Regions from separate parts of the Homo sapiens genome. Here region 2 is linked to region 1. A link is a contact called in ENCODE Hi-C or POLR2A ChIA-PET data. All regions are on one chromosome and are shown on one strand. Each heading gives the region's core, a stretch centred on a gene start or an enhancer-like site at or near the end of the contact. The rest is flanking DNA. Distances are from core to core; before and after follow the strand shown.

The links. Hi-C counts contacts between places; a loop is a spot of excess contacts on that map. ChIA-PET counts read pairs that join two places held with the same protein, here RNA polymerase II (POLR2A). Pooled maps may share reads with other maps.
Region 2: a loop to region 1 is called in a map of right cardiac atrium, with 5 times the contacts of the local background. The contact joins the promoter of APCDD1L here to the enhancer-like site in region 1. A Hi-C loop is called at or near these places in 5 of 168 maps with a recorded cell type or tissue (CD4-positive, alpha-beta T cell, chondrocyte, posterior vena cava and 2 more) and 2 of 50 pooled maps. POLR2A ChIA-PET finds 5 or more read pairs at or near these places in 3 of 52 experiments (HCT116, HEK293 and PC-9).

The regions. Positions count from the first base shown.
Region 1 is chr20:58,455,654-58,459,758 of GRCh38, forward strand. It overlaps APCDD1L (APC down-regulated 1 like), which reads right to left. Exons shown (of 4, transcript NM_153360.3): 4 at 3,448-4,105. Among named protein-coding and RNA genes, the nearest start is that of APCDD1L-DT, 58 kb to the right of the region's middle. RefSeq lists enhancers at 3,002-3,141, 3,272-3,381. Within about 2 kb of position 2,843, at least 2 of the 41 ENCODE cell types and tissues checked have a DNase peak (open chromatin) inside an H3K27ac peak, as active enhancers do.
Region 2 is chr20:58,513,281-58,517,363 of GRCh38, forward strand. APCDD1L (APC down-regulated 1 like) reads right to left here and starts at 2,119. Exons shown (of 4, transcript NM_153360.3): 1 at 1,379-2,119. The coding sequence starts at 1,427. APCDD1L-DT (APCDD1L divergent transcript) reads left to right here and starts at 2,099. Exons shown (of 7, transcript NR_034147.1): 1 at 2,099-2,460. RefSeq lists an enhancer at 722-1,720.

The DNA of each region.
Region 1 (4,105 bases), core at 1,593-4,092:
ATGTGTCTGCCTGCCCCATCTTGGCTGGAAGTTGGGAAGGCCTTCCTTCCAAGGCACCCAGCATAGCACCTGGCACATGATGGATGCTCAGCAAATGTCTGTGGGTCTTCTTTTTACTAAACAGGCAGTTGATTTCACCAGAAGTAGTGACCACCTAAGTTTTGGTAATTTTTTTTCTCCTGAGGGATTAAAAACAATGCCAAATGCAGGAGTGAGAGTAGTAGGTTATTAATAACCCCTAGGAAATACATACTGTATCACAGGACAAAGACCCATCCTCACTAAGAGTTTGTTTTGTTTTGTTTTGAGACGGAGCCTTGCTCTGTTGCCCAGGCTGGAGTACAGTGGCATGATCTCGCCTCACTGCAACCTCCACCTCCCGGGTTCAAGTGATTCTCCTGCCTCAGCCTCCCGAGTAGCTGGGACTACAGGTGCTTGCCACCACGCCTGGCTAATTTTTTGCATTTTTAGGAGGTGGAGTTTCACCGTGTTAACCAGGATACTCTTGGTCTCCTGACCTCGTGATCTACCCACCTCAGCCTCCCAAAGTGCTGGGATTATAGGCGTCAGCCACCAAACCCGTTTTTTTTTTTTGTTTTTTTTTTTTTTTTGCCATTTCTCTCAAAATACGTTATTGATTCCATTTGAATCACTTACTATTTTGGGTCTTCCCGTAACTGATGTTGGGGCTGGTTGGCTCCAGGAACCATCAGGTTTCAGCCCATTTTATTGATAAAGAAACTGAAGCTGGCAGGGTCGGGGGTGGGGGAGATGGAGGCTCCAAAACTAAGAAAGGAAAGCCTTGGGTACCTGTGTGAGGCTGAGGCTCTCCCAGTCTCCCTGACCTTTGGGGGATGAGAAGCTTGAGATGGAGTCTCAAGGCACCTCTTACCAGGCCCTGTGGCCTCCTATTTGGGGAGAGCAGTGGTCTTCAATGCCTTTCTAGATATATCCTGGCTACTAGAAAACAGATGTCCTCAAGTTCACAGGCCTGGGTTCTGCTCTGCTCATCTGATTAGAAAAAAAGTCAGCAACATCGAAATTCCAGGCCAGTATAGTGTGTGGGTGTCATCTTGCTGCTTGAATTCGGAGTCTCCAATCAGGTCTTGGAACATGTATTCTTTTAACTGGTATTTATTGACCTCCTACTATGTGCCCGGCACCATTCTAACACTGGGGATCCACAGAGAACAAGACAGACAAGGACCCTGCTGGCAAGGAACTCATTCTAGAGGAGAGGGGCTAACAATAGGTGAAAACCAACAAACGGGATTTTTTTCAGATTTCGGCCACTGACAAATGCTGTGATGAAGTCACTGCGCTGTGGTGGGCGCTATCTTTGGGGTGGTCAGGGGTGAGGTGGGCAGAGCCTTCCAGGTGAGGGAGAACTGGAGCCAAGACCTTGAGAGGGACTGGGTTCCATGGGACTGCAGGAGAGCAAGGAGGCCACTGTGGCCGAAATGGAAGGTAGAGGTGTCAGGTGGGCAGGAGGAGGGTCTGTCTGGAAGCTTGGAAGGGTGGTTTTAGGGAATGTCGACAGGTCATTTGTGCTCATGCTGACATCCATTTAAGCGGGGTTGTGTGTGTGAGAAGGAGCAGGCTTTCAGTCTCAGAACCATCAGGAGCGGACTGGAGGCTGCACGCTACTGTTCAAGTCCCCTCTTGAAGTGGGAACAGCTCTTCCCTGCTTGTCTCCGGTCTGCGATGCTAATGGGTATGAATCAGCCCTGACCAGGCCCTGATGCAGTGCTACATTCTGCGTCAGAAAGCTCCAGTCCCTCGTGTCTGAGTCACCTGTGCCCCCAGGAGAGGATGCACAGACCAGGGCCACGTGCTGGTGGGCCTGCGTCACCAAGCCACACACTGCTGTTCAGCCCGGTAGCACCGCTGGGAGATTAAAAGCATGCGCTTAGTGAAAGGCAAAGAGCTTCTTTTGATAACCAGCATCTGTTAGTTAATGGACCTCTGAGAGCTGTATACAATTTCAACTTTTTATTAAAGAAAAAAAGCTCATTTGCTCTCCTGGGAGTTGCACAATGAAATTATCAACTGCATGGGCTTCCCACCCACCCCCCACCTTTCAACGTGACTGAACATGCAATGGAGAACATTAATTTTATCTGGAAATAGGACTCTAGGCTTTCCTCCCCGTCTGTAGATGAGAGCGCTCTCACGTTTTATGTGAAGGGCAGAGACTTAAGGGGCGGGAGCAAAGGGCTGGAAGGAAGGCTTGGTGCCCATGGGCCTCTGGCCCTGTACCAGACAGTCTCAGCCCCTCAGCCTCTGAAATGACCCCTTCCTTTATCAGCCCAGAGTCTTGGAAGCCCTGACCTTCTGCCTGGGAGAAAAGGGATGGTTGCCCTTTCTTCAGCCTTCGTAGCTCCGAGCAGCATCACCTGCCCCCAAACTAACAAGCCCCAGCGAGCAGAGAGCAACTAAGTCCAACTGAGGGGATCCAGGAAGCTGCTGTCCTGCTCAACACACTCCTTCTCATTAGGGATGGCATCCCACGAAGCAACACTAAATTGCCTTCCCCAAATAAAATCAAGGAATCCTATTCCCTCCAAGAGTGAGGAGGACACCCCAAGCCCGTGGGCTGTGATACAGAGGCCCGGATCTCAGGCTCTGGAGCCCAGCCCCTTCTCTCTGTGCCTTAGTGTCCTCGCGCGCAAGACGCAGAGACTCACACACCTCTCACTGACTCAGCTGGGCCTCTCGAGGGTCGCTGAATCTGGTAGATGGAGGTGATCCGTTCACGGGTCTCAGTGTGAGGCTTAACAGGGATAACCAACATTTACTGAGTCACATATTTATTGAAGTTCTTTCTACCATGCACCAGGCACACTGGACCCTTCCGGAAAGATCGCAGGAAGCGAGTCAGAGCCGAGTCTTTTTCGTTGGAGCTTACATTCTAGGCAAATAAGGTCATTTCCGCCAGTGATCAGTTTTCATGACAAAGAACATACAACTGTGATGCAGTGGACTGACAGAAGGACCAGGGAAATGGGGCTGCTCTTTGGGATGCGAATGGTGACATCTTCAGGAGACAACATCTGGTCTGAGACTTGATTGAAAAGAAAGTGCTCAACTTCTGAAGGTCTGGGGGAAGAGAGGCTAGGCGGAAATCAGGGCTTGTGCAAAGGCCCCAAGGCAGCAAGAGCTCCTGTGATCAAGAAACAGAGAGAAGGCCAGTGTGGCCGGGGCATGTGGAGGCGTGGCTGAGCCTTGCAGGCAACAGCGAGCCAGAAGTCGGGCTTTTATTCTGAGTGCAGTGGAAGCCCCTGGGGGGTTTTCAGCAGGACAGGCAGTGGCATGAAAGCAGAACTGAGAGAGCTGGGGTTTACCTCCACTGGTTTTATTCTCTTTCACACATTCTCTGGAAGACACTCCACTTCCTTTCTTTAGAACTGTAATTCCCTTGGTTGACTTTAATAACCAGCAAGAACATTTTTCAGGCTGTTTAATTTTATTAAAAGGTTCAAATTTGATGATAAATGGTGGCATGGTTACTTCAAGCTTCGGATACAAGACCTGCTCAGCCGTGGACATATCATCGACACCCACTGCCATCCCCACCAGGAGCTCCCCCAACCCTGATGTAGTCTGAGACCGTAAATAATGTAATGATTTCTTGTACTTTGGTAAATATGCCAGGAACACTTGTAGCTGTCTGAGAGCTACAGAGAATACTAACTTGGTGGGCTTTTTTTTTTTTTAAGAGGAAGGATGGGTAATAAGTGGAAGCAATTTCAGCAGGCTGACTGAACCCCACACAGTCTCAGGGAGGAAAAGGGCTTCCCTCTGAAACCATCATTAACCTCACAGACAATTGTTCAAAATCTGTGATAAGAGCTAGAGATAGGGATCAGGAGGAGGAAGGAGGGGGTGAGTCATTGGCCCCCAGTCCTGAAAACCCTTGGGCCCACCAGGATGCCAGTTAATTTCACAGTGTACAGATGAGGCCCTGGGAACATGGGCAGAGTCCCTGGGGAGGCACAGCCTGTTCCCACCATGATGACAGTCCCCTCTGAGCAGAGGACACCAATATATTAGGATTATGGCAAGGAGGCTGGGCAAGGCGGAGCTGCCTAGATGTCGCCATGTA
Region 2 (4,083 bases), core at 869-3,368, 57 kb after region 1:
TCCTGCCCTTTCGAAAGAACCAGCAGGGGTGAGGTGGTCTATTTTCATGCTGATGATCAACTAACTCTGTGGCCAAGGACAGCTGTGTCACCTCTCGCTCCCAGACTGGCAGGGGAAGCGGCCCCTGGATGAATGTCCCTTTCGACAGGTGAATCTGCAACTCTTCAAACTGCGGAGGCACCCTCCCCTGACCCTCCTTCAGACCCCTGCCAGTTCTTCTCAAAACAGCTTGTTTAGAAATTTGGGGGCTGGGAAGAAAAGACTGTGATTGAAGAGCTCCTCGAGGTGACTTAGACTTTGCTCCTTGCCTATACATGGAGCAGAGCGTGCTCTGTGGGACCGCGCAGCCCCTCTTCACCCCGGGGTTCTCGGCTGCCATTCCCTGAACATGAGCTCAGTGCCAGGCAGCAAGTGGAGTGATCCTCCTGCACGTGCTCTCGTAATCTTCACAATCATCCCAGACGGAGGAGGGGATTTTGTGAGCCCATTTGACAGGAAAGAAAGTCAAGGCTGAGAGAGCCGATGGCCATGCTTACCCAAAGCCAGACGGGTTGATATGATGTTGATCTGGGCTTCCCAGCCAGGTGGTCTAACTCCAGGGCCAGAATTCTCAGCCATTCATAATGTGAGGGTGCTTGGGGATGAGCCCCCAGCTGGGCACACTTCAACTGTGGTTACTGTCATTTTTGTCAGTGGTGACTGGGCCCCTGTGATGGCACACTCCAGTCAGCTGGCCTTTGTACAGTTTTGTCTACCCTACTCCCCACCCCCACGAAGAGCCACCAGGGAACCCCTTAGTCCTGGAGAAGGCATTGACTACTCTACCAGGGGTTCCTGAAGCCCCTTGGTCCCCTTTGTCAGGCCTGCTGGGCACAACTCGAGCCTGGGGTCACTGCGCGCTCCCTAGCTTCTCCCCGAGTCCTGCTGCAGGAAGAAGCCCCGACCCCGCACAGGTCAGGATTCCGTGGGCAAAAACAACCCCAGTAACCTTGGTCTGAATAGCCGGGCTTGTCCCGCACCATGGGGGTCTCAGTGGGCCTGGGATCCTCCTGCATCTTCTTGGAGGCCCCGGTCCCACTGGGCCCGGCACAAAGGGCAGCTCTGGGTACCTACAGGCCAGGCCCCGACTGGCGCAGAGAGTGCAGCGGCTCTCATATTGCGAGGTGACGCGACTCCCTCCCGCAGGCCCCAGGAAGCTCCTGGAGGCGCGCAGGTGCCGGCCAGGTGAGACTGGAGAAAGGCGCGCAGGGCGCAGCATAGCAGCCGCGTGGGCCGACCCAGGGCCGTAGTCCCCAAGGGCCCTTAGGGGACATTAGACGGCGAGCTCCCTCCCTTCCGAGCTCAGCCAGTTTGCCGGGTGGGGGAGGGTGGCACCTACCTCCCAAAAGCACCAGGACGCAAGCGTAGGGGAGCATGGCTGCGGGCATCCCGTCGGGGCTGGCAGGACCGCCCGCCGGGCGCTGCCACGGTGCGCAAGGGGAGGCGCGGGCGCAGGGCTCTCGGACGGCTGCGGGCGCCGGCGGCCAGGCTGGAGTCCTGCGAAGAAGTTGCGAGGGTCCTGCGCCCCCCTCGGCGCTCACACGCGCTCAGCCTTCCCGGCTGTTGATAGTTGTAAGCGGAGCTGCGCACTCATAGGTCCAACTTGCCAGAAGAGGTGGAGACAGCCCCCGGCGAGGCGCGCACACCCGCGCAGCGCGCACAGCCCCCTGGTGCAGCTCCTGCCATTCAGACCCCCAGCCCTCCCCCAGATGTCCGTCCCCTGGCCGTCGCCTTCCCCAAAGTCTTCGCAGTGGGCAAGGAGGCCTCCCCCAAGCTCTGGTCCCGGCCAAGGCAGAGCGATGCGCTCCTTGCGTCAAAGCGCACCCCTAGCCAGGCCGTTCCCTGGAAGGGCAAGCGGGGCGGGGAGTTCCTCTAAGCCCCGCCAGTCCTGGGACCCCTGAAGTTTCTATTCAGGTCTTCCAGCTACTCCTGGAAAAGTCGCGTCAACTTGGATCCCAGCAAACCCAGAAGCGCAGTGAAAGTGGCCAACCCGGTCGCCTAGAAGCCAGCCCCGGCCTCTGTCTGTAAATGAGGCCGTCACCCGCTCCCCACCACACCCAAACGCATCTAGGCAAAGTGTGGACCCGACCAGGCGGGTTTTCCTCCTTCTCGCAACTCCTCCTCCTGCCCCCCTCCCTCCCAAATCTCATCTGAGTGAGTCAGCTGAGGGTGGCAGCTCAGAAGCGAGGCAGCCGTGAGGCGGAGGACAGGCTGGGGGATCCCAAAGGGTGCGCTCCAGCCCCCAACCCAGGCACTGGGACTCTGGTGGCACCCTGGGTGGCAGGCAAGCCTTGAAATCAAGTGCACGAGCCTTGGAAAGGAGGACCGGGAGAGTTATGGCATTTATGAATGAAGAAGAGAAAGAGAATCACTCGGATGGGAAAAGTTAACTGGATTGTTCCCACCTGCATGGATCACCGGGTAACTGCAGTGGGACCGAGGGGGCGAGGCTGCGGGCTGGGGATGTGCGGGTTTCCTTGTGTTGCCACGAACCCAGAGAGGGAGAGGAAGAAGATGGAAAGAAAAAGGAAAAAGGGAAAGAAAGTAAGAGGGGAGAGAGGGGAAAACTGAGGATGAAGAGAGACAGAGAAGAGAGACCTGAGAGAGGGAGAGAAAGAAAGAGACAGAAAGAGAAATGAAAGTGAGGAAAGGGGAAACAGGCAGAGAAAGAGAGAGAAAGGGGAGGAAAGAGAAAGGGAAAAGAAAGGAGGGAGTGAAATCAACAGAAAAAAGAGAACCAGGAAGGAGGAGGGAGGGGGAGAGAGAAGAGAGAAGAGAGAGAAGAGAGAACAAGAGAGAAGAGAGAAGAAGAGAGAAGACAGAGATGCGGTCTCCCTGGGGAAAGGTTTGGAGAACTGGGCCAGGCCTGTTTCCCGGGACTCACGAGTGAGCAGTCCACCTGCCCCTCTGAAGCATTTTATAGACTCATTTGTCCCACTTTTGTGGGCTGATCATCCCACAGGGGAACAGGGGACACCACCTCACCTTTTGATTTCTTACCAGAAACTTGGGCGAGGCTTCCAGGAGCCACAAGAGCCCTTCAATCCACCCAGGGACCCCCGATGTGGGCCCACCAGCCATCCTTAGCTTTCCTCCTCTCCAGAGGCAACAGGGAATAGGAAAAAGTCCAGAGCAAGGCCACACCATGATCTTAACGCAAATGGAAATGTGAGGAAAACGATCAATTTGCTTCCTGAAAATGACATTTTTTTTTTCTGGTTTCTATGAGACTCGAGGTGGCCTTGCTGAAACTGAAATCGGTATGAGCTTTCCCTGGCAGACAATGGCCATTGTCACATATTAAATTCTCATGAAAGGGATAACTTTGTGGGCAAGAGGAGAGTTGTGCAGGGTGATTATTTATACTTGCATAATTGTGATTATTTGTGGCAATTATGGGTCTTTCAATGTACAAAATTTACAATTATGGGTAGTTTAAAAACTACATGCTAAGGCCGGGTGCCGTGGCACACACCTGTAATCCCAGCTCTTTGGGAGAGCCAGACGGGTGGGTCACCTGAGGTCAGGAGTTTAAGAGCAGCCTGGCCAACATGGTGAAACCCCGGCTCTACTAAAAATACAAAAATTAGCTGGGCGTGGTGGCGGGCGTCAGTAATCCTAGCTACTCCAGAGGCTGAGGCAGGAGAATCACTTGAACCTGGGAGGCGGAGGTTGCAGTGAGCTGAGATCATGCCATTGCACTCCAGCCTGTGTGACAAGAGTGAAACTCCATCTCAAAAAAAAAAAAAAAAAAGTTAAAACTACATGCTATTCTGGCCATAATCATTTGAGACTTCAGTCTCTGGGCTTTCCGGATGTGGGTATTTCAAAGTCCCAGGCGGCTGATGGGGGTTCACGCATTAGTGGCATTTTGTGGGGAGAATGGGTGTTACATTGATGTCCTACATAGGGTCATAATTCAGTATTTTCAGAACTTATTGTACTGCTGTTAGAGATACGAACTTTTCCACAAAGTATGATGCTTGTGTATTAATAGTTGTACTGGCTTATTTATAAATGAGAGGATTTGCTGATAATTATTGA